Regions from separate parts of the Homo sapiens genome. Here region 2 is linked to region 1. Evidence: chromatin loops called from intact Hi-C (ENCODE). Cell type or tissue: natural killer cell. All regions are shown on one strand. Links, peaks and the distances in the headings refer to the core of each region. The heading gives the core; the rest is flanking DNA. Region 1 overlaps GPATCH8 (G-patch domain containing 8). Region 2 has its middle 19 kb from the start of GPATCH8.

Region 1 (9,344 bases), core at 1-8,000:
CTCCCAACAAAAGGAAGACTGTCCCAACTCATCCTCCAGCCTACTTCTACTTCCGTTTCTACCAACCCAAAAGGCACATTAAAAAAAAAATTGTCAGAGGGGGCTAAGTACTAGGAAGGCAAATGGACTGACTGCCTGGAACAAGGTACCCAGGGAAACCCAGGAATCCCCCCAGACAATCACCAAATCTCACTGCTTCCAGACAATAAAGCTGTTGAATCCCCTCCTTCTCCTCTGTGGGGTCTACCTGTTTCTCTGTGTAAAACAGCAAAAGTACATGAGGGAGACTGTTAAAGATGAGCATCCCTCAGAAGCCCCCAGCTGACTGCTGCCCATTAGCTCAAAAATCCCAATACTGGGGGCACTACATACTGCAAATTACTTAACATTTTGTCCCAGCAAAAAATGTTTTAACATTTTATAGTTCATAACTTCAAAAAATACATAAGTTTGGTAAAATATACATGCTTAGTCAGTTTTGCATCTAGCAGAAAACAAATATTTTATTTTTTGTTTTCATTTTATAACCTTTAGAGTTTCTTAATTCAACTAGGGCAAACATATTTACACAAAGCCACCAGAACGAGGATCACTTAAAGAGCTGGATGTAAAAAATATTATTGCAGTATACTACAAATATGGAACCTTTTTTATATGAGCTACAAAAAGCAGCATTTACGTTTATAGAGTTCAGTGCAATTTTTTACATTAAAAAAATCCTATAAATTAAGAAGGAAACATCAACACAACAGAAGAAAATATACCCTTCACTTTAGACACATGAGCTCCTCTCTGGGCCATACAGCTTTTATTCATGATAGGATCTTCTTTTCTGGGATATGGAGATGCCTCTTCTGGGATGAGGGATACCAAGATAACAGTGCCAAATGTGTGGCTCCGTTGATGTGGGAACTGGATGGAATTGCAGCCTGAGTTATATCAGGTTCCAGGTGAGACGCTTTCCACCTCACCTGGGATAACGTAACGTCACCAAAGATGGTCAAAGATACTACCCCAAAATGGTGGCACTTCCACCACTAGAACAGCTTGGCCTTCCCTGTGGCGCTGAGAAGGCAAGACCAGATGGGCCCACAGCAAGTGCTCTGGTGACAACCCACTGGCCAGAGGGGAGGAAAATGTTTTAAAATTTACAGAAGGGAAGAGCAGAGGAAAAAAGCAGAGGGAGGAGGGGATTATCTAAACTTGACAGTTTGGAGATGTTGCTGCAGAGGGGTGGGTAGCACTTACTGGTGTTCCCTAGCTTAGAAACACAGAAGAGGGAGGGACAAATTGAGAGGAGGACAGGAAAAAGAAATCCCTGATAGTAAACTGAAAGCAAACTTCAAATCTAAACCCACCCCTGCAAGCCAAAACTCAATTCTTTGGCTGTCAGACACTGCCCATCCCAGCTTCTACTTGCTGGTATTAATGGCTCAACACCCCCAAGGGAACATTTATGGGTCTCCTCCCCTGGCCCTACCTAGGATCCCATCCCCCAACTCACGTGCCATGGCTGGGGGGATGTTGCAGGTCCTGACCTGAGAAGATGGGGTGAAGTAGTGGGTGAAGGTGAAGTGCAGTGGCAGCTGCTGCAGCAGGCCGTGGAGCAAGTAGGGTGGGGTAGAGGGCAGCATGTGGGACAGGGTGAAAGGTGAAGGGCCCAGGATGGATGGCTGAGGCGGGAATGATGTGGATGGGATGGCTAGCGAGAAAGGTGGCAGGGTGGCCAGGGATGATTGAGTGAGTGAGGTGGGACAAAGAAATGGGGGTCAGATGGGGCTGGGGAATATGATGCACCTGGGCAAGTGGTTGGGGATGGGGGTGAGGGTGAATGCCGATGGCGGCAGCAGCTGCGGCAGCATGATGTTGTAGGATGGCATGCTGAACAGTTGTGATGGAGGTGGCAGAGGCTGTAGCTGGCTGCTGAATGTGGATGGGTTGCAGGGCTGGTGTGGCTGGGGCCAGGGCAGCTGAGGCTGGAAAGGCCTTTACTTGCTTGGCCAGAAGCTGCTGCTGGATGTGTTGCTGAGCAGCCTGCTGGAGCTTGCTGTACTTCTCCATCTCCTCAGGGGTGAAGGTGATGGGCTGGCTTTCCAGGGGGGCCAGTGAAGCATCCTCAGCCCCATCTGTTGACTCAATACTAGGATCCCCACTGGGAGGTGCATAACTGGGGAAATGCTCAAGGTCTGGTGCTATAGGCAGCAAGCTGGACTCCACAGGGCCTGGCTGACTGCTGCTATCCAGGGACTCCAGGGTGTCCCCATCACTGGGGTCGGGGAGGTAGTTATGGGAGATGGTTGGGTCCCCAGGGTAGCAGTCAGAATGTGCTGGGGTGCCTAGTGGAGCCACAGGGTGATCAGCAGTAGCTTCTCCAGACTTTGACTCTTCTGGGGGTGGGTCTAATAAGGGGCCAGTTGTTTCCTCTGAAGGGAACTGATGCCCAAATAGGGCATCACTACTCCCTGGGGGCCCCTCTTCTGTCTCTGACTGTTCTTGCTCTTCCCCCCTTTCCAAGCCAGACTCTTCACACTTCTTATTGGGCTTTCGGGTAGCTGGGAGCTTCCCTATCAGTGGAAGGACAGGCTTATTGCCAAGAGATGGGGGGAGCTTGGGCCCAAAGTAACCTTGTGGGGGGTCCTTGAGCTTGGGCCCAGCTTTATTAGGGGTGGCCTGCACCTCCTCACTCACACTAGGTTTCCTCTCCACTTTCCTTGACTGGATCTTCTCCAGTAGCAGTTTGGCAGTGACAGAGTTCTTGTCTTCAGGACTGCAGTCACCTTCTGACCCTCTTCCTGTGCCAATGTTGCTGTTCTGGGAAGGTGGACCTGTTGCTTTACTGTCATCTCCTCTGCCATCATCTTTCTTCCCAGGACCTTCTCCCCGGCCTGATCGGAAATAGTGGGGGGACTGGGAGCGGTAGATCTTAGAACGAATGAAGTCCCGACGCCCAGAATGCCTCTCCTCAGGGCTCTCGTGACCCCATGATCTCTTCCTGGAGCCTGATCTCTGGGAAGGGCTCCTGGTGCTGCGGCTGCGGTCCCGGCTATAGCTCCGGCTCCGTTGCCAGCTGTGGGCTGTGGTGCTACGGCTTCTCCGCTTGCTTCGACTACGACTACAACTGCTGCTGCGGCTGCGGCCCCGGGATCTTGAGCGCTCTCTGGTATGACTCCGAGATCGGCTTCGGGACTGGCTGCAACTGAGGCTATAGTCATCATCAGAAGATGAATATTTGTGCCGTTTTGATCGGTGTTTGGAGCTGGCATAGTCTGAGTCATCTGAGTCATGGGAGCGCTTGGAGTGCCTTCGTGATCTGTCACTGTAGTCACTGTAGCTGTCATCAGAGTAACTGCGCTGTCTACTATAGCAGCTCTGGTCTGAAGAGGCATCTGAGCTACTTGAGTAAGAACGCCGGGAGGAACGATGCGAGGAATGGCGCCGGCCAGACCTTGAGCGGCTGCGGGAATGCTCACTGCCTGAATCTTCCTCTTCTTCTTCCTCACTGTACTGGGATGGAGACTTCTGGTGCAGCCGGTGTGAGGAAGCATCATCACTATCCTCATCTCCACTACTGGGTTGGCTCCGATGGCTAGACCGGCTGCTCCGTTTGGTGCCTGCTCTTCGCTGGCAGGATGAAGGTGGAAGTTCACCTTTGTGTTTCCTCCCACCATGGTCTTGGGAGCTGCTACCACCCCCACCTTCATCCTTTTTGCCACTGCTCCCCTCTTCAGCTGGGAGGGATCTCCGCTGGGAGTCATCTTGAGCTCTCCGCCTTCTTCTTGGTGGTGCGGGACTGCCACTCCCAGGGGGTTCTGGTTTGGGTCCTCGTTCAGAATCTGCTGGGGCTGATGACTTATTCTTCTTTCGTTTTCGTTTCTTGCGCTTCTTAGATTTCTCCCCTGACTCTGCCTTAGAGCTTTTCTCTTCTGTGTCAGCCTTGTGTTTACGTTTGTGTTTGCTGGATTTTTTGTGCTTCTTTTTCTTTTTGTGCCGGTGGGACTTCCCAGATCGTTCTTTCTTGCTGGGAAGGCTTCTCCCTGTGTCTTCTGTCTCAGACCCATGGCTACCCCCAGGCTCCTGCTTGTTCAGGCCGCTACAGGCAGACCCTGAAGCAGGTGCGTCCATTCTGCCTCCTGAGGAACGTACTATTTTCTCTCCGCCCACTTCCTTGCTTTTATTTGGCTCACCAGGATCTAGGCCTTGGAGATGGTCCTTTGAGGAGCTTCCTATATCCTTTGGTTTTTCTGTTCCTTTAGTTCTGGCATCTTTGTTCCTTGAAAGTTTAAAGTCAAAATATAAAGGGTTACAACTGTATGAAATGGAGGGTTCTGCCTTGGTGAAAATTAATAGTTCTGATGGCCACTGGAGGGCAGTGCTTTCATCTTTGCTCAAAACTGGGAAGAAGGGACCAGTAGGATGTTTGGGTCCTTCTTGGCTTTCTTTCCCTGCTGGGGTGGCCAGAGAGGTTTCTTTAGAAGAGTTGGACTCACACATTTGGGTCTCTGAAACCTTCTGACTATGACTTTCTAAACTCTGATCACTTACATCCCCTCCTAAGGCCTTCTTTGCCTCAGCTTTGCTTCCTGGTTCTGAGGGCTCGGTCATGCTGGTTTCCTTCGGCTGCTCAGAGACTTCACTAACTGTCTTTTCTGCTCCTTGGCTTGCTGCCGCCTTGATGCAGCTTTTAGGCTTGGGAGAACTGCCTTTTTTACTCTCTGGGGCATTCTTTGGGTGTGTAGTATTATCACCATCCATTTGTTCACTGGCTCTCATAAAAAGTAGAAAGGGAAAATTAGGTTTTACTTTGCAGTGTGCTGGGGGGATGTAGTGGTAATACTCAGGCTCTGTAGCCCCAGCTCCTTCTTCTCGTTTCATCCTTTTTAATTTGGATAATGTTGAGGCAAGGGACCCTCCATCCTGAGGGTCTTCATCCTCTTTTTTACCATCAAGATTACTGCTCCCATCAGAGTCTCCTACCTTCTGCAGTCCTTGGTCAGAACTCTTCTCATCGGGTTTTGTTCCATCTTCAGAGGTCCCTTCCTCCGCATGGTCCTTGAAAACTGATGCTATTGATTCGAGTTTGACAGGAGCCTTTTTGGCAAAAGAAAATGACACTCCCAATTTTTGCAATGGGGTCCCCAGATTATTCTTAATGCCAAAGCTGATGCCTTGGGAGGCTAACCCAGGAGCCTGGGCCAGTCCAGTGGTATTAGTGATTTGTACTGCAGTGAAAGGGCCTCCTTTATCTGTGGAGAATTCAGATCCCAGGCCACAAGAAGCAGTGGCACCTGTGCCACTATTTGTAGCTGATTCATCTTTATCATCTTCTCCACCTTCTTCATCTACAGCCACTGTGGTTGGTTTGAACATGGGACCACTTCCAGGTGCACTACATGATGATTTAGAAAAATAAAAAACAAAAAGCAGGTTTAGGAGTACATTTCATAAACCTTATAAAATACTAATCTCTTATATCCTATCATTCATTATAGGTAGGTCTCAAAGACAGTGAGTGGTGGTCATATTCCCTAGCCCTATACTAACAAATGCGACTTTCTAAGAGGAGGTTAGGCAAAGACTCATTCTGTTAACCTACCAAATTCCCAGGGCCAGCCAGTTATTACATAGCTTTTCCTTAAGCTGTCTAAAGTACAAAAAGCTGGGTGTGGTGGCTCATGCCTGTAATCCCAGCACTTTGAGAGGCCAAGGTGGACAGACTGCTTGAGGTCAGAAGTTCGTAAACAGCCTGGCCAACACGGTGAAACCCTGTCTCTACTAAAAATACAAAAATTAGCCAGGCATGGTGGCACACACCTGTAATCCCAGCTACTTGGGAGGCTGAGGCAGAAGAATCGCTCTAACCTGGGAGATGGAGGTTGCAGTGAGCCAAGATCACGCCACTGCACTCCAGTCTGGGTGACAGAGCGAGACTCCCTCTCAAAAAAATTAAAAAAAAAAATAAAAAATAAAGTACAGGCCGGGCGCAGTGGCTCACGCCTGTAATCCCAGCACTTTGGGAGGTGGAGGCGAGCAGATCATGAGATCAGGAGTTCAAGACCAGCCTGACCAACATGGTGAAACCCCGCCTCTGCTAAAAATACAAAAATTAGCTGGCTGTGGTGGCGGGCGTCTGTAATCCCAGCTACTCAGGAGGCTGAGGCAGAAGAATAACTTGAACCTGGGAGAGGCAGAGGTTGCAGTGAGCTGAGATCGCAGCACCACTGCACTCCAGCCTGGGTGACAGAGCAAGACTCTGTCTCAAAAAAAAAAAAAAAAAAAAAAAAGTAAGACTTATGTCACGACTGAAATAGCCCATCATTACTATGTTTCTGATCTCATTTCTTATTTTATAATTTTGTCCATCAGTATGTTATCTAATGTATGGCTGTACATGTATTCACATAGGTTTTATTTCATTCAATTAAAGAAAAACTCTTGCTGGGTCAGGGTGGCTCACATGTGTAATCTCAGTGATTCAGAAGGCTGAGGAGGGAGGATTGCTCGAGGCCAGGAGATCAAGACCAGTCTGGGCAACATAGTGAGACCCCACCTCTAAAAAAAATAAAAATAAAAATTTCCCCATGCTTTCAAATTTCATTTTTTAAAAATTTGCATATTCTGAGTTAAACATAGAAACTTCCACTGTGCTACTTATGGCAGTCTGTGGTCAGCATGTCTGCCACAGAAACTAAAAAGTCCATGCCTATCTCCTGGGTACCGTAACAAGCATTTGCTTTGGTTTTGTGGCAGTTTCTGGGCATTCAGTACTACAGTCATAATGTTACCTGAGCACTTTCATCTTTGACAAAAGGAACATCAAGGAGCCTCAATAGTTTTAAACTGATGATCTTGCCTGAAAGTTTTATTTTTCTGAGGTGGGGTCTAACTGCATTGCCCAGGCTGGAGTGAAGTGGCATGATCATAGCTCATTGCAGTCTCAAACTCCTGGCTCAATCCTCCCACCTCAGCCTCCTAAGTAGCTATGACTACAGGTGCACCTCACCATGCTGGCTAATTTTATTTATTTATTTGAGACAGTGTCACCCTATTGCCCAGGCTGGAGTACAGTGGTGCGATCTCGGCTCACTGCAACCTCTACCTCCCGGGTTCAAGTGATTCTCCTCCCTCAGCCTCCCAAGTAGCTGGGACTACAGGCATGTACCACCATGCCCAGCTAATTTTTGTATTTTTAGTAGAGATGGGCTTCACCATGTTGGCCAGGATGGTCTTGATCTCTTGGCCTCGTGATCCACCTGCCTCGGCCTCCCAAAGTGCTGGGATTACAGGCTTGAGCCACCATGCTCGGCCCATGCTGGCTAATTAAAAAAAAATTTTGCAGAGACAGAGTCTTGCTATGTTGACCAGTTTGGTCTTGAACACCTGGCCTCAAGTGATCCTCCTGCCTCTGTGTCACAAAGTGCTGGGATTACAGATGTGAGCCACTGCGCATCTGGCTTGCAATTTTTATAGTTTGTACACTATACAGCGTACACTATACCCTTAAATTCCAAATCAAGAACTAAACAGAATCAGAGACCTATTTATATGATGTCCTTGTTATCCAAACCCTAGCTAACAGCTTTCCTCAACTCAGGGATAAGTATATTCAGACAATATGTAATCTCTCTTTTTTTTTTTTTTCTCCCAAGCTGGAGTTTTGCTCTTGTTGCCCCGGCTGGAGTGCAATGGTACAATCTTGGCTCACTGCAACCTCTGCCTCCTGGGTTCAGGCAATTCTCCTGCCTCAGCCTCCTTAGTAGCTGGGATTACAGGCGTACGCCACCATGCCCGGCTAATTTTTGTATTTTTAGTAGAGACAGAGTTTCACCATGTTGGTCAGGCTGGTCTCAAGCTCCTGACCTAAGGTGATCCACCTACCCCGGCCTCCCAAAGTGCTGGGATTACAGGCGTGAGCCACCGTGCCCGGCCAATGTGTAATCTCTTGCTATCTAAACTATTGCTACTGGAAAATGAGAACTCAACAGATTTGGAGAGCAAGAAATACTTACACTGTGTTATGAAACCTACTCCACAGCAAACAAATAAAAAACAACGCCCCGCAAACTGAATAAAAAGGGGATTCTTTTTTTTGAGACAGGGTCTTGCTCTATCACCCAGGCTGGAGTGCAGTGCTGTGATCACAGCTCACTGCAGCCTTGATCTCCCAGGCTCAAGTGATTCTTCTACCTCAGGCTCCTGAGTAGCTGGGACTACAGGCATGTGCCACCATGCCCGGCTAATTTTTAAGATTTTTTTTTTTTAGAGACAGGGTCTTCCTATGTTGCCCTGGCTGGTCTTGAGCTCCTGGGTTCAAGTGATCCTCTTACTTTGGCCTCCCAAGGTGCTGGGATTACAGGTGCGAGTCACTATGCCCAGCATATGCTTTTTAATATAAATGTTAGAAAATGGGAATCATTGTAATAGTGTCATAATTTATTGATTTATTGAGAATCTTTGATGTGCTAGGCATCCCTTCAAGCATTTCTGAGGTAATAATCACTCCTCACAACAACTGTAAGTTGTTCTTATCTCTATCTTACAGATAAGGAAACTGAGGCATAGAGAGTTTAGATATAATTTCATTAAGTCACATAAATAGTAAGAAAAATATGGCCTCAAAAATACACAAACTTAATCAGTATATTATACTATAATTATATAGATATGCTTTTAGTTTGAAAGAAGGATCTATTAAACATTTTAAGGAACTGGAGGACTAATTATTATGTTAAGTAAAGTAACCCAGGAACAGAAAATCAAACACTGCAGGTTGCCACTCATATGTGGAAGCTTAAAAAAAAAAGTTGATCTCATAGAAGTAAAAAGTAGAACAGAGGATACTAGAAGCTGGGAAGGGCGGAAGGAGAGATTTGTTACAAAATTACAGCTAACTAGGAAGAGTAAGTTCCAGTGTTCTGTACCACTGTAGGATAACTAGAGTTAACAATACTATATAGTTTCAAATAGTTAGAAAGAGGATACCGAATGTTCCTGCACAAAGAAATAATAAATGTTTGAGATGATGGATATGGTAATTACCCTGATCTGATCGCTATATATTATATGTATTGAAACATTACTAGGTAACCTATGAATATGTACAGTTGTTATCTGTCAATTAATAAAAACTGAAGGTTTATAATTCTTTTTTTTTTTTTTTTGAGACGGAGTTTCACTCTTGTTGCCCAGGATGGAGTGTAATGGCGCAATCTTGGCTCACCACAACCTCCGCCTCCCAGGTTCAAGCGATTCTCCTGCCTCAGCCTCCCTAGTAGCTGGGATTATAGGCATGTGCCACCACGCCCGGCTAATTTTGTATTTTTAGTATAGACGGGGTTTCTCCATGT
Region 2 (15,518 bases), core at 4,487-12,486, 120 kb after region 1:
TTTCACTCTGTTGCTCAGGCTAGAGTGCAGTGGCACCATCAGTTCACTGTAGCCTTGAACTCCTGGTCTCAGGCAATCCTCCCACTTCAGCCTCCCAAGTAGCTAGGACTCTAGGTGCCTGCCACCATGCAAAGCCAATTTTTATTTTTATTTTTTGTAGAGACAGGGTCTCGCTATGTTGCCTGGGCTGGTCTCAAACTCCTAGATTCAAGTGATCCTCCTGCCTTGACCTCCCAATGTGCTGGGATTACAAAGTTTATTATCCACTGATAGTCCTTGCCTGAATTGTTTATTACAAACAATGGTTACAAAATCATGATTCTTTAATTCTATTACTTCTTCTACAATTATTAGTAGGAATGCTATAAAGATGAACTTTCTCTCCTTGCCGCCTACCATTTTAGAATATCACTGTGGATTCATAGATTTTTTTCCTGAATTTTTTTTTTTTTTGGGACGGAGTCTCGCTCTGTCGCCCAGGCTGGAGTGCAGTGGCACGATCTCAGCTCACTGCAAGTTCCGCCTCCCGGGTTCAAGCGGCTCTCCTGCCTCAGCCTCTCAAGTAGCTGGGACTACAGGCGCCCGCCACCACGCCCGGCTAATTTTTTGTATTTTAGTAGAGACGGAGTTTCACCGTGTTGCCCAGGCTGGTCTCGAACACCTGAGCTCAGGCAATCCGCCTCGGCCTCCCTGTGCTGGGATTACAGGTCGTGAGCCACTGCGCTCGGCCTTTTTTTTCCTGATTTTATAATCCATTTTTGTTGTTGTTTTGCTTTGTTTGATGGAGTCTCACTCTGTCACCTGTGCTGGAGTGCAGTGGTGCGATCTCAGCTCACTGCAACCTCTGCCTCCTGGGTTCAAGTGATTCTCCTGCCTCAGCCTCCCGAGTAGCTGGGATTACAGGCACATGCCACCATGCCCAGCTAATTTTTGTATTTTTAGTAGAGACAGGGTTTCCCCATGCTGGCCAGGCTGGCCCAGAGCTCCTAAACTCAAATGATCCACCCACCTCGGTTTCCCAAAGTGCTCGGATTACAGGCGTGAGCCACTGCGCCTGGCCAGGAGCATTTTTCAAAGGAAAAAAAAAATCACCACTGGCCATACAGGACCCCCTGTGGTAGATAGCCAGTATGCTAGACTGGTGCCTTGGAGTACATTCTTTAGCACACTCCTTCCTTTATTCATCAAATATTTATCATGTGCCTAGTCCGAATCAGCCCTGCTCTAGATGCTGAAGACGCCAGAGGTGAGCATGGCAGGAAAGGTTCTTGTTCTCATTGAGTTTATGTTCTGGCTGGGGGAGCCAGGTAAGGAGACAGACAATATACAAGTAAACAAATGAGATCATTTCAAGCAGGGCGAGGTGCTGAGAAGATAACGTGGGGTGATGTGACATAGAGGAACTGTGTGAGGCTGCTTTAAATTAAGCAATGGTCAGGTGAGACCTCTGGACCAGGTGACAATTGAGCCAACAGCTCGATGTTATAAACTGGGGCACAGTGCTCCTGAGGTGCAGCCCAGGCCAGGCGAGAGGCAGGGCCACTTGTACAGGCTCCACACTCAGAAGAGCCCTTCGCTTGGTTTCATGCTCTGCCACAGCCATCTTGAAATTCTTAGTAATTTTTGTTTGTTTGTTTTTTGAGACAGAGTCTCACTCTGTTGCTCAGGGTGGAGTACAGTGGTGCGATCTTGGCTCACTGTAACCTCCGCCTCCTGGGTTCAAGCAATTCTCCCACCTCAGCCTTCCAAGTAGCTGGGACTACAGGCACACACTGCCACATCCGGCTAATTTTTGTATTTTTAGTAGAGATGGGGTTTCACCGTGTTGGCCAGTCTGGTATCAAACTCCTAACCTCAAGTTATCTACCCACGTCGGCCTCCCAAAGTATTAGGATTATAGGCGTGAGCCACCGCGCCCAGCCGAAATTCTTACTAATTTTTGATGGAGGGTCCCACAACTTCTTTTTCACTGGGCCCCACATATTACGTTGCCAGTCCTGGTTAGAGACACTGCAAGAAGGGGCTGGGGGAGAATATTTCGAGGTGAAGTGGAAAGGGAGGCAGGGGCCAGCTCACCTAGGAGGGGCTTGAAGTCACTATAAGGAGTTAGAGCTAGCCAGACCCAGCGACTCACACCTATAATCCCAGCACTTTTGGAGGCTGAGGCGGGCAGATCACTTGAGGTTAGGAGTTCAAGACCAGCCTGGCCAACATGGTGAAACTCCATCTCTACTAAAAATACAAAAAAATTAGCTGGGCGTGGTTGCGTGTGCCTGTAATCCCAGCTACTGGGGAGGCTGAGGCAGGAGAATCACTTGAACCCGGGAGGTGGAGGTTGCAGTGAGCCGAGATCGTGCCGCTGTACTCCAGCCTGGACAACAGAGCAAGACTCCATCTCAAAAAAAAAAAAAGAGAGAGAGAGAGAGAGTTAGACCTTTGACAGATTTAGAGAAGAGAAGCAATTTGATCTTATTTACATTTTCAAGAGACTCACCACTGCCTGTGTGTGGAGTATGGATTGTAAGGGTGCAAGAATGGAAGTGGGAGACCAGAGAAGATGCTGTTACAGTAATTTCCATGACAGGTGATGGACGGTGGCAACAGAAATAGAAGGTAAGTTTAAAGTATATTTTGCAGACAACTTGGCAAGAAGATAATGGATTAGATATTGAGGATGAGGAAAAGGGTAGAATTAAGAATGACTTCCAGGTTCCAGGTGTGAGGAACCAGGCTGGATTTGGAGTCATTTACTGAGATTGGTAAGGTTGAGTGGGTGGGGGACAAATTTGGTAGGGTTTCAAGAATTGCATTTTGGCCAGGCATGGTGGCTCACACCTGTAATCCCAGCACTTTGGGAGGCCGGGGCAAGGATCACCTGAGGCCAGGAGTTCAAGACCAGCCTGGGCAAAATGTTGAGACCCTCCTCTCTACAAAAAAATTTAAAAAATTGTCTGGGTATGGTGGCTCATGACTGTAATCTCAGCACTTTGGGAGAGCAAGGCAGGAGAGTTGCTTTTTGTGGAGACTCTGACTCTACATCTAGCTCACTCCTGCCCCGAATTCCTGCGCTCAAGTGATCCTCTTGCCTCAGCCTCTCTAGTAACTGGGACTACAATTGTGTGCCAACATGCTCGGCTAATGTTTTTTTTTTTTGAGACAGGATCTCACTGTCTCAAAAACTGTCTCAAGCAATGTGATCTAGAGCAGGGCTGATTCAGACTAGGCACGTGATAAATATTTGATGAGTAAAAGAAGGAATGTGCTAAAAAACACCCTCTAAGACAGCTTAGCAGCCTGGCTACCTATCACAGGGGGTCCTGCCTGGCCAGTGGTGAATTTTTTTTTCCTTTAAAAGTTAGTTGGATAAGGTGGCATGCACCGTTGGTTTCAGCTACTCAGGAGGCTGAGGTAGGAGAATTGCTTCAGACCAGGAGGTCAAGGCTGCAGTGAACCATGTTCAAGCCATTGCCCTCCAGCCTGGGTAACAGAGTGAGATCCTGTCTCAAAAAAAAAATTAGGCTGGGCGCAGTGGCTCACGCCTGTAATCCCAGCACTTTGGGAGGACGAGGTGGGCAGATCATGAGGTCAGGAGATCGAGACCAGCCTGGCTAACACAGTGAAACCTCATCTCTACTAAAAAATGGAAAAAATTAGTGGGACATGGTGGCACATGCCTGTAGTCCCAGCTACTCGGGAGGCTGAGGCAGGAGAATTGCTTAAACCTGGGAGGCAGAGGTTACAGTGAGCCGAGATCGCGCCACTGCACTCCAGCCTGGGCGACAGAGTGAGACTCCGTCTCAAAAAGAAAATTAGCCAGGCATGGGGGCACACAACTGTGGTCCCAGTTACTAGAGATGCTGAGGCAGGGGCATCACTTAAGCCCAGGAGTTGGAGGCAGCAGCGAGCTGTGATCAAGCCACTGTAATCCAACCTGGGTGACAGGGCATGACCCTGTCTCTAAAAAAAAAAAAAAATGCATTTTGGTAAATCTGAGATGTCTCTGAGTTTAAATGGATATGAAAAAATCAACTGTCTATGTGGTTCTGTGTTTAGAAGAGATTCTCAAAGTGGTAGCAGAATAACATGGGAATGTTTGAAAAATAACACTGATTATTGGGCTCCACTCCAGTCCTGCCAGTCAGAATGCCATCCTCATCCCTCAAACCATGATTCTGATGCCCATGAACATTTGAGGCAGACTGCTTCTAGAATTTCTATGAGGCAGGGTGCAGTGGCTCACGCCTGTAATCCCAGCACTTTGGGAGGCCAAGGTGGGCAGATCATGAGGTCAGAGGTTTGAGACGAGCCTGGTCAACATAGTGAAACCCTGTTTCTACTAAAAGTACAAAAATTAGCCAGGTGTGGTGGCACGCACCTGTAGTCCCAGCTACTCGGGAGGCTGAGGCAGGAGAATTGCTTGAACCCAGGAGGCGGAGGTTGCAGTGAGCCTAGACTACTGCACCATTGCACTCCAGCCTGGGTGACAGAGCAAGACTCCATCTCAAAAAAAAAAAAGAATTTCTATGAGGCCACAAGCATTTCTATGAGCCCACACCTGTAATCCCAGCAGTTTGGGAGGCCAAGGCAGGCAGATCACTTGAGCCCAGGAGTTCAAGACTAGACTGGGCAACATGGTGAAACTCCATCTCTACGAAAAACACAAAAATTGGCTGGGCGCAGTGGCTCACCCCTGTAATTCCAGCACTTTGGGAGGCTGAGGCGGGTGGATCACGAGGTCTAGAGATCCAGACCTGGCCAACATGGTGAAACCCCGTGTCTACTAAAAATAAAAAATTAGCCGGGTGTGGTGGCGCACGCCTGTAGTCCCAGCTACTCAGGAGGCTGAGGCAGGAGAATTGCTTGAAGCTGGGTGGTGGAGGTTGCAGTGAGCTGAGATGGTGCCACTGCACTCCAACCTGGCGACAGAGTGAGACTCCGTCTCAAAAAAAAAAAAAAATTATCTGGGTGTGGTGGTGACATGTGCTTGTAACCCCAGCTACTCAGGAGGCTGAGGTGGGAGGATCACTTGAGCCTGGGAGGTCAAGGCTGCAGTGAGCAAGTGGCGATCCCGCCACTGCACTCCAGTCTGGGCAACAGAGCAAGAGCCTGTCTCAAAAAAAAAAAATGTATTTCTATGAGGCAAGGGGCTGTGGCATCCACCTTCCCTCTGAAGATTCTCCAGGCTGAGAGATGAAGCAATCACCTCAAGAGACTTACTGAATATTTAAGCAGGGATTGGCCCCGGACACTTGGCACCATTCAGACTTTGGAGGAACAGACCTGATTTAGATATGATCTTCAATGTCCATGGGTCTGGTGTAGGGACAGGAAAGAGTCTGTAAGGGGTTCAGTGTGGACTGAGGTCTGACTCTCCTTGACAGGGGAAGACTGATAAGAGGTGATGAAGGTCTGAACTAGATTTTTTACTATTTTATTCTTTTAAAACGATTTTTCTACATATCAGTACAAACAATTTTACCTAAACACATTAAGTGTTATTCTATCTTCCAAACTTTTTAAAGCAGTGTTTTGTTTGTTTGTTTTTGAGACAGGGTCTTCCTCTGTCACCCAGGCTCGAGTGCAGTGGCACGATCATGGCTCACTGCAGCTTCAAACTCCTGGGCTCAAGTGGTCCTCCTACCTCAGCCTCCTGAGTAGCTGGGACTACAGGCACACGACACTATGCTCGGCTAATTTTTTTATTTTTGTTTTTTGTAGAGACAGGGTTTCACCATGTTGCTCAGGCTGGTCTCAAACTCCTGGGCTCAAGCAATCTGCCCACCTTGGCCTTCCAAAATGCTAGGATTACAGGCATTAGCCACCACACCAAACCTAGTCTTCTTCTTTTTTTTTTTTTTTTGAGACGGAGTCTCGCTTTGTCACCAGGCTGGAGTGCAGTGGCATAATCTTGGCTCACTGCAACCTCTGACTCCCATGTTCAAGCGATTCTCCTGCCTCAGCCTCCCAAGTAGCTGGGACTACAGGCGCGTGCCACCATGTCCAGCTAATTCTTGTATTTTCAGTAGAGACGGGGTTTCACCATGTTGGCCAGGATGGTCTCGATCTCTTGACATCGTGATCTGCCCGCCTCAGCCTCCCAAAGTGCTAGGATTACAGAAATGAGCCACTGCGCCTGGCCTAATCTTGTTTTTAAACTTCTTTTTTCCTCTCCTTCTCTCCCAACCAGGTAACCCATGTCCACTACCCAGTTTGTATTCATTCACTTTTTATTGCTCATATAGTCATATATATACACACATATATATGTGTACAGGAAATATAGGGGATTTGTTGTTAGTTTTCAAAAAACAGGATCACATTATTCACACTTTTTGCTTCTTGCTTTTCTTTCTCAACAATACCTCCTAAATATTCCTCCAAGACAATTGTTACAGCTCTACAGCTCCCTTCTTTTTTGTTTTTTGTTTTTGTTTTTGTTTTTGAGACGGAGTCTCGCTCTGTGGCCCAGGCTGGAGTGCAATGGTGCGATCTTGGCTCACTGCAACCTCCACCTCCCGGGTTCAAGCAATTCTCCTGCCTCAGCCTCCGGAGTAGCTGGGACTACAGGCACGCACCATCACACCCAGCTAATTTTTGTATTTTTAGTAGAGACAGGGTTTCACCATATTGGCCAGGCTGGTCTCAAACTCCTGACCTCGTGATCCGCCTGCCTCGGTCTCCCAAAGTGCTGGGATTACAGAAATGAGCCACTGTGCCTGGCCCTCAGTTCCCTTCTTTTTAAAGACTGAATAATATTTCACTGAATGGCTGTTAACCATTTATTCAACCATTCGCTGATGGGCATTTACTGTTTTCAGTGTTTTGCAACTAACTAATCCTACACTGAGCATCCTTAGACTGTACACCTATCCCTATGGATGGCTGGTTTTATTTCCATGGGATAGATTTCTAAGAGTAGGATTGCTCGGTTAGAGAGTAGATATGTGTTTCTTTGTTGTTGTTGTTGTTTGAGACAGAGTCTCTGTCGCCCAGGCTGGAGTGCAGTGGCGCAATCTCAGATCACTGCAACCTCAGCCTTCTGGGTTCAAGTGATTCCCCTGCCTCAGCCTCCCGAGTAGCTGGGATTACAGGCACATGTCCCCATGCCTGGCTAACTTTTTGTATTTTTACTAGAGACGGGGTTTCACTGTGTTAACCAGGATGGTCTGGATCTCCTGACCTCGTGATCTGCTTGCCTCGGCCTCCCAAAGTGCTGGGATTACAGGCCTGAGTCTTTTTTAATAATTGTGTTTCCATGAATCCTCTATCCATGACTTCACCATTTTTCCGTGAAGTGTTTGTCTTTTTCTTGTTAACTTGTAAGATCTTTTTGTATAGTACAGCTGTTAACTCATGGCTTGCCACCTGCATTACAACGTATTTCTAAATCTACTATTTTCCTTTTTAAAAGAAAATTTTCCTAATGCCTGTATTTATGTCCTGTTTTTCCATCCCCAAAATGTTTTAACTTTTATACAGTGAAATATTTATACCCTTTTTTTCCTGTTGTAGCTTCTCGATTTTCAATCTTGGTTAATATTTTCCCACTCTTATACATCATACATGCGGGCTTCTAGATTTTCATTAGATTTTATGCATTTAGTTTTATATTTAAATTTTTGATCCAGCTGGAGTTTATTTTTGCATATGGTATAAGATAAAGCTCTAATTTTATTTTCTTCCATTTGGAAATCCAGCTATGGTAAAATCATTTTTATTCTTTTCCCACTTAACTGAACAAACCCCTGTGTTATATATTAGAATTTCAGCCAGGCCTGGTGGCTCAAGCCTGTAATCCCAGCTCTTTGGGAGGCCAAGGAGGGTGGATCACTTGAGTCCAGGAGTTTGAGATCAGCCTGGGCAACATAGTGAAACCTTGTCTCTACAAAAAATATAAAAATATTAGCCGAGGGTGGTGGTGCAGCACCTGTAGTTCCAGCTACTAGGGAGCCTAAGGTGGGAGGATCACCTGAGGTCGGGGCTGCAGAGAGCAGAGATCACGCCACAATAAGGCAAGTCCATCCTCATTCTCTTTTTTTTTATACCTTAATTGACACTCACTATCATATATTAAAACTTTTTTTTTTTTTTAGCTGAGAATGATTAGGAGAGTGGATTGAAAGGATTTCCCTGGTCCAGAAACTGGAATTCAGTGGGGCGCCACCTTAGCACGGGACCCAAGGGGATACAGGACAGGATGGAAGGGAGGTCATTCATCATATCTTGTTTTAGGTCCTGGGGACCGAAAGAGGTCCAACTTGGAGCAGGTACATTGGTCTAAGCCTAGTTCTGTTCGGTTCCGGCTCGACCCCCAAGTACGTGAACGTGGCCCAGGGCTGCAATGGGAATGCTTGGGCAGTCACCTACTCTCCTGCCAGGGCAATGCAGTTGCCTTTAAGCCTCTACCGCCCCCTGGTGCTGTCTGACCTGGGGTTTCCAGAACCAAGCTCCCTCTCCCAGAAGCCTCCAGTTCGAGGAAGAAGGTCCCTTGGGGCCAATAGGGGTTTAAAGAAGCCGTTGGGGACAGAGGGTCTTAACCTGTACCATCGAATACCTGGTCAGACACCAGAAACTGCTTCAAACTTACTGTACTCAAATCTCTCTTATCTCCACCAACCCTTCTTATTTGCTATGATTTTGAGCTACTGGTGGGAGCTATTCCTGCCTTCCCTGATCACCTACAGAGCTGATCATCTACTGTGGAAGACAATACATCAATTCCTAAGCTATCTGATAAGTGAACAATCCAGGAGAGGTCCCCACGTGCTGCCACTGAGTAGGGGACAATCGGTTCTAGTTCTAGGGGCAGGAAAGCTCAACAGGGGCAGGACAGGGAAGGGCCGATGGAAGAGATGGGCTTGGAGACAGTCCCTGGAGAATGGCTCCAATTTGGATCATCAGGGAAAGGAGAACATACATGAAAAAGAGGGAGTGAGGAGGATGGTAGGACTTCCATTTCCTGTAATGATAGGCTAAGTTATTCAGACCAACCTTCCCATTGAAAACAAATGCAAAAGCTGGATAAAGGCTTTTTAAAAAAAAAATCCTCCTCTCCCTCTCCCTCTCCCTCTCCCCACGGTCTCCCTCTCCCTCTCTTTCCACAGTCTCCCTCTCCCTCTCTTTCCACGGTCTCCCTCTGATGCCGAGCTGAAGCTGGACGGTGCTGCTGCCATCTCGGCTCACTGCAACCTCCCTGCCTGATTCTCCTGCCTCAGCCTGCCCAGTGCCTGCGATTGCAGGCGCGCGACGCCACGCCTGACTGGTTTTCGTATTTTTTTGGTGGAGACGGGGTTTCGCTGTGTTGGCCGGGCTGGTCTCCAGCTCCTAACCGCGAGTGATCCGCCAGCCTCGGCCTCCCGAGGTGCCGGGATTGCAGACGGAGTCTCGTTCACTCAGTGCTCAATGGTGCCCAGGCTGGAGTGCAGTGGCGTGATCTTGGCTCGCTACAACCTCCACCTCCCAGCAGCCTGCCTTGGCCTCCCAAAGTGCCGAGATTGCAGCCTCTGCCTGGCCGCCACCCCGTCTGGGAAGTGAGGAGCGTCTCCGCCTGGCCGCCCATCATCTGGGATGTGAGGAGCCCCTCTGCCTGGCTGCCCAGTCTGGAGAGTGAGGAGCGTCTCTGCCCGGCCGCCATCCCATCTAGGAAGTGAGGAGCGCCTCTTCCCGGCCGCCATCACATCTGGGAAGTGAGGAGCATCTCTGCCCGGCCACCCATGGTCTGAGAAGTGAGGAGACCCTCTGCCTGGCAACCGCCCCGTCTGAGAAGTGAGGAGTCCCTCCACCCGGCAGCCGCCCCGTCTGAGAAGTGAGGAGCCCCTCCGCCCAGCAGCCACCCCGTCTGGGAAGTGAGGAGCGTCTCTGCCCAGCAGCCACCTCGTCCGGGAGGGAGGTGGGGGGATCAGCCCCCCGCCCAGCCAGCCGCCCCGTCCGGGAAGTGAGGGGCGCCTCTGCCCGGCCGCCCCTACTGGGAAGTGAGGAGCCCCTCTGCCCGGCCAGCCGCTCCGTCCGGGAGGGAGGTGGGGGGGTCAGCCCCCCGCCCGGCCAGCCGCCCCGTCCGGGAGGTGAGGGGCGCCTCTGCCCGGCCGCCCCTACTGGGAAGTGAGGAGCCCCTCTGCCCGGCCAGCCGCCCCGTCCGGGAGGGAGGTGGGGGGGTCAGCCCCCTGCCCGGCCAGCCGCCCCGTCCGGGAGGGAGGTGGGGGGGTCAGCCCCCCGCCCGGCCAGCCGCCCCGTCTGGGACATGAGGGGCGCCTCTGCCCGGCCGCCCCTACTGGGAAGTGAGGAGTCCCTCTGCCCGGCCACCACCCCGTCCGGGAGGTGTACCCAACAGCTCATTGAGAACGGGCCATGATGACAATGGCAGTTTTGTGGAATAGAAAGGGGAAAGGTGGGGAAAAGACTGAGAAATCGGGTGGTTGCTGTGTCTGTGTAGAAAGAGGTAGACATGGGAGACTTTTCATTTTGTTCTGTACTAAGAAAAATTCTTCTGCCTTGGGATCCTGTTGATCTGTGACCTTACCCCCAACCCTGTGCTCTCTGAAACATGTGCTGTATCCACTCAGGGTTGAATGGATTAAGGGCGGTGCAAGATGTGCTTTGTTAAACAGATGCTTGAAGGCAGCATGCTCCTTAAGAGTCATCACCACTCCCTAATCTCAAGTACCCAGGGACACAAACACTGTGGAAGGCCGCAGGGTCCTCTGCCTAGGAAAACCAGAGACCTTTGTTCACTTGTTTTTCTGCTGACGTTCCCTCCACTATTGTCCTGTGACCCTGCCAAATCCCCCTCTGCGAGAAACACCCAAGAATGATCAATTAAAAAAAAAAAATCCTTAGCAATATTACAGATATTTGACAAGAGAGATGAATTTCCAGGCCAAAACTTAAAGGAAAGTGGGATCCCAGAGAGGCATTGGAAGACAGAGCAGAAGAAATTACCCAGAATGCAGAAAAGGGACAAAAAGAAGAGTTTGAGACACATGGAGGATACAATGAAAGAATCTAATATCGTTTAATCAGAATTCTAGAAGGAAAAAAAAAAAAAGAAGCCAGGCATGGTGGTGCATGCATACCTTTCATCCCACTATGTGAGTATTGCTTGAGCCAGGATTTTGAACCCAGCCTGGGCAAAACAGCAAGACCCCATTTTATTTTATTTAAAATACTTTTTTTTTAAAGGAAAGAACAAGAGAATGTGGCAAGGTGAAGATTTGAAAAGATAATGGCTGAGAATTTCCCAATTCTGATGGAGCATCAATCCACAAGTTCTGGAAGCGTGAAGAATTCTAAGCAGGATAAATAAAATAGAATCTACATGCAGATACATCACAATGAAATGTCAGAATTCTGAATACAGAAAGAAAAAAAATTTTATTTTGAGAGAAAGTCTCACTCCATCACCCAGGTTGGAGTGCAGTGGCGTGATCTCAGCTCATGATCTCAGCTCACTGCAACCTCTGCCTTCAGGTTCAAGAGATTCTCCTGCCTCAGCATCCCGAGTAGCTGGGATTACAGGTGCCCACCACCACATCCAGCTAATTTTTGTATTTTTAGTAGTCACGGGGTTTCACTGTGTTGGCCAGGCTGGTCTTGACTCCTGACCTCGAGTGATCTACCCACCATGGCCTCCCAAAGTGCTAGGTGGCATGAGCCACTGCGCCTGGCCTGAATATAGAAAGAAAATCTTAAGAGCAGCCTTCTCAACAACAGCAATAATGGAAGCCATAAGCCAGTAGAATGATATCTTGAACATACTGAAAGAAAATAACTTCCAACCTAGAATTCAAGAGTAAATGTTCTTTTCTTTTCTTTCTTTCTTTTTTATTTTGAGATGGAGTCTTTCTCTGTCACCCAAGCTGGAGTGCAATGACATGATCTCAGCTCACCGTAACCTCTGCCTCCCGGGTTCAAGTGGGGCAGCCTACTCCTGCCCCAGCCTCCCAAGTAGCTGGGATTACAGGCACCCACCACCACGCCCAGCTAATTTTTGTAGAGACGGAGTTTCACCATGTTGATCAGTCTGGTCTCGAACTCCTGACCCTCAGGTGATCCACCTGCCTCGGCCTCCCAAAGTGCTGTTATTACAGGTGTGAGCCACCACACCCAGCCAAGACTGAATTTTCAAACAAGTAAAAACTAAAACAGTTTGCTATCAGCCTCACTGAAGTGCCTCATGAAAAAAATTCTAAAGGATGCAATTCAGGCAGAAGGAAAGGGATCCCAGATGGAAGGTCTGAGATGCAAGAAGGGATGAGGATTTGTACACAAATGTTCATGGCAGTATGATTCATAATAGCCAAAAAGTGGAAGCAACTCAATGTCCATCAACAGATGAATGGATAAACAAAATGTGGTATATCCATACAACGGAATATTATACAGCCATAAAGAGGAATGAAGTGTTGATACATGTTATGACATGGATGGACTTTGAAAACATTATATTAAGTGAAAGAATCCAGACACAAAAGGCCACATATTACATGTTCCATTTATGTGAAATGTCCAGAGTAGGCAAATCCACAGAAACAGAAGGTACACTTGTGGTTGCCAGAGAGGGGGGGAGGAGGGAGGAATGGCAAATAATAGGTACAGGATTTCTTTTGAGAGTGATAAAAATGTTACGGAATTAGATAGTGGTAATGGTTGTACAACCTTGTCAATATACTAAAAGCCACTGAATCGTACACTTCAAATGGTGAATATTATTATTATTATTATTATTATTATTATTATTATTTTGAGATGGAGTCTTGCTCTGTTGCCCAGGCTGGAGTACAGTGGTGTGATCTCAGCTCAATGCAAGCTCTGCCTCTGGGTTCAAGCAATTCTACTGCATCAGCCTCCCAAGTAGCTGGTGAGAGGTGACAGCGTGCTGGCCGTCCTCACAGCCCTCGCTTGCTCTCGGCGCCTCCTCTGCCTGGGCTCCCACTTTGGCGGCACTTGAGGAGCCCTTCAGCCCACCGCTGCACTGTGGGAGCCCCTTTCTGGGCTGGCCAAGGCCAGAGCCAGTTCCCTCAGCTTGCAGGGAGGTGTGGAGGGAGAGGCGCGAGCGGGAACCGGGGCTGGGTGCCGTGCTTGCAGGCCAGCTGGATGTCCGGGTGGGCGTGGGCTTGGTGGGCCCTGCACTCGGAGCAGCCGGCCGGCCCTGCCGGCCCTGCCGGCCCGGGGCAATGAGGGGTTTAGCACCCGGGCCAGCGGCTACGGAGGCTGTACTTGGTCCCCAAGCAGTGCCAGCTCACCGGCCCTGGGCTCGATTTCTCACCCGGCCTTAGCTGCCTTCCCGCGGGGCAGGGCTCGGGACCTGCAGCCCACCATGTCTGAGCCTCCCACCCCCTCCATGGGCTCCTGTGCGCCCGAGCCTCCCCGACGAGTGCCACTCCCTGCTCCACCATGCCCAGTCCCATCGACCACCCAAGGGCTGACGAGTGGGAGCGCACGGCGCGGGACTGGCAGGCAGCTCCACCTGCAGCCCCGGTGCAGGATCCACTGGGTGAAGCTAGCTGGGCTCCTGAGTCTGGTGGGGACGTGGAGAATCTTTACGTCTAGCTCAGGGATTGTAAATACACCAATCGGCACTCTGTATCTAGCTCAAGGTTTGTAAGCACACCAATCAGCACCCTGTGTCTAGCTCAGGGTTTGTGAGTGCACCAGTTGACACTCTGTATCTAGCTGCTCTGGTGGGGCCTTGGAGAACCTTTGTGTCATACTCCGTATCTAACTAATCTGATAGGGACGTGGAGAACCTTTGTATCTAGCTCAGGGATTGTAAACGCACCAATCAGTGCCCTGTCAAAACAGACCACTCAGCTCTACCAATCAGCAGGACATGGGTGGGGCCAGATAAGAGAATAAAAGCAGGCTGCCCGAGCCAAGAGTGGCAACCCACTTGGGTCCTGTTCCACACTGTGGAAGCTTTGTTCTTTTGATTTTTGCAATAAATCTTGCTACTGCTCACTCTTTGGGTCCACACTGCTTTTATGAGCTGTAACACTCACTGCAAAGGTCTGCAGCTTCACTCCTGAAGCCAGCGAGACCACGAGCCCACCGGGAGGAACGAACAACCCAGACGCGCTGCCTTAAGAGCTGTAACACTCACCGGGAAGGTCTGCAGCTTCACTCCTGAGCCAGCGAGACCACAAACCCACCAGAAGGAAGAAACTCCTAACACATCCGAACATCAGAAGGAACAAACTCCAGACGTGCCACCTTAAGAGCTGTAACACTCACCGTGAGGGTCCGCGGCTTCATTCTTGAAGTCAGTGAGACCAAGAACCCACCAATTCCAGACACACTGGGATTACAGGTGTCCACCACTATGCCCAGCTAATTTTTTTTTTTTTTTTTTGTATTTTTAGTAGAGACAAGGTTTCACTTTGTTGGCCAGGCTGGTCTCGAACTCCTGATCTCAAGTAATCCTCCCACCTTGGCCTCTCCGTGCTGGGATTACAGGTGTAAGCCACCATGCCCAGCCTAAAATGGTGAATTACATCACAATAAAAAAAATAATTTTAAGGCCGGGCATGGTGGTCACACCTGTAATCCCAGCACTTTGGGAGGCCAAGGCGGGGGGATCATGAGGTCAAGAGATTGAGACCATCCTGGCCAACATGGTGAAACTCCATCTCTACTAAAAATACAAAAATTAGCTGGGCCTGGTGGCGCACACCTGTAGTCCAAGTTACTCGGGAGGCTGAGGCAGGAGAATCACTTGAACCTGGGAGGCAGAGGTTGCAGTGAGCTAAGATTGCGCCACTGCACTCCAGCCTGGTGACAGAGTGAGACTCCGTCTCAAAATAATAATAACCATAATAATAATTTTAAAAAGAAATGAAGAGTACAGATATGTAGATGAATCTAAACAAGTACTGACTACATAAACAGTAGTAATGGTGTCCAGTGAGGTTAAAAAAAGAATGTACAACATAAATGATGTAATGAAGTTAGTGTTCTAGGATCCAAGAGGAAGGTAAGTAAAGGAAGTAAGCGAACTTTAAACCTCACCTATCTGTGACAGTGGAACCTAGGAAAGGCTGAGTTGTCTAAGGAGTGTGGGAGAGAGCCAGGAACCTCAGCACACACCTGAGTCAGCATAAGGAAGTGCAACCAGCAGGGAACAGGACAGGGGCCTCTTCCAGCAGGGCCATTAACAGGCCACCGGTTTTACCACCACCGTGACCCTAGGCCTCTTCCTAAGCTCCCTGAACCTTAGCTTCTGTGGTGGACAGATGTTTCTACCTTCTGGCATTCACCACCATCATGAAATCCCCTCCCTTGATTGTGGGTGGGACCCATGACTTGCTGCTTTTTTTTTTTTTTTTTTGTTAAAAAGAGATGGGGGGTCTCACTATTTTGCCCAGGCTAGTCTTGAACTCCTGAACTCCTGAGTTCAAGCGGTCCTCCTGTCTCCGCCTCCCAAGTAACTGGGATTATAGGCACATGCCGCCACTGTGCCTGGCTCCATGACTTGCTTCTAACCAATAGAATATGGCAAAAGGGATGAGATGTCACTCGATTTCATT

The links. Peaks named below come from ENCODE experiments on the same cell type or tissue, not always from the same donor. Only the 100,000 strongest peaks of a DNase experiment are listed, where the experiment ranks them.
Region 2: it touches region 1 in a loop (15-fold over the local background); 35 of 110 quality-filtered maps call a loop at or near these places.

Annotation. Positions count from the first base shown.
Region 1 is chr17:44,396,068-44,405,411 of GRCh38, forward strand. GPATCH8 (G-patch domain containing 8) reads right to left here. Exons shown (of 8, transcript NM_001002909.4): 8 at 1-5,386. The coding sequence ends at 1,501. Among named protein-coding and RNA genes, the nearest start is that of ITGA2B, 11 kb to the left of the region's middle. RefSeq lists an enhancer at 1,413-1,913 and a silencer at 4,125-4,588. In natural killer cell, for the core only: a CTCF peak has its summit at 4,342 (motif pointing right); no DNase peak of the experiment used is centred there; H3K27ac peaks cover 351 bases.
Region 2 is chr17:44,514,929-44,530,446 of GRCh38, forward strand. No RefSeq gene overlaps it. Among named protein-coding and RNA genes, the nearest start is that of GPATCH8, 19 kb to the left of the region's middle. RefSeq lists a silencer at 8,506-8,565. In natural killer cell, for the core only: a CTCF peak has its summit at 8,384 (motif pointing left); a DNase peak (open chromatin) is centred at 8,423.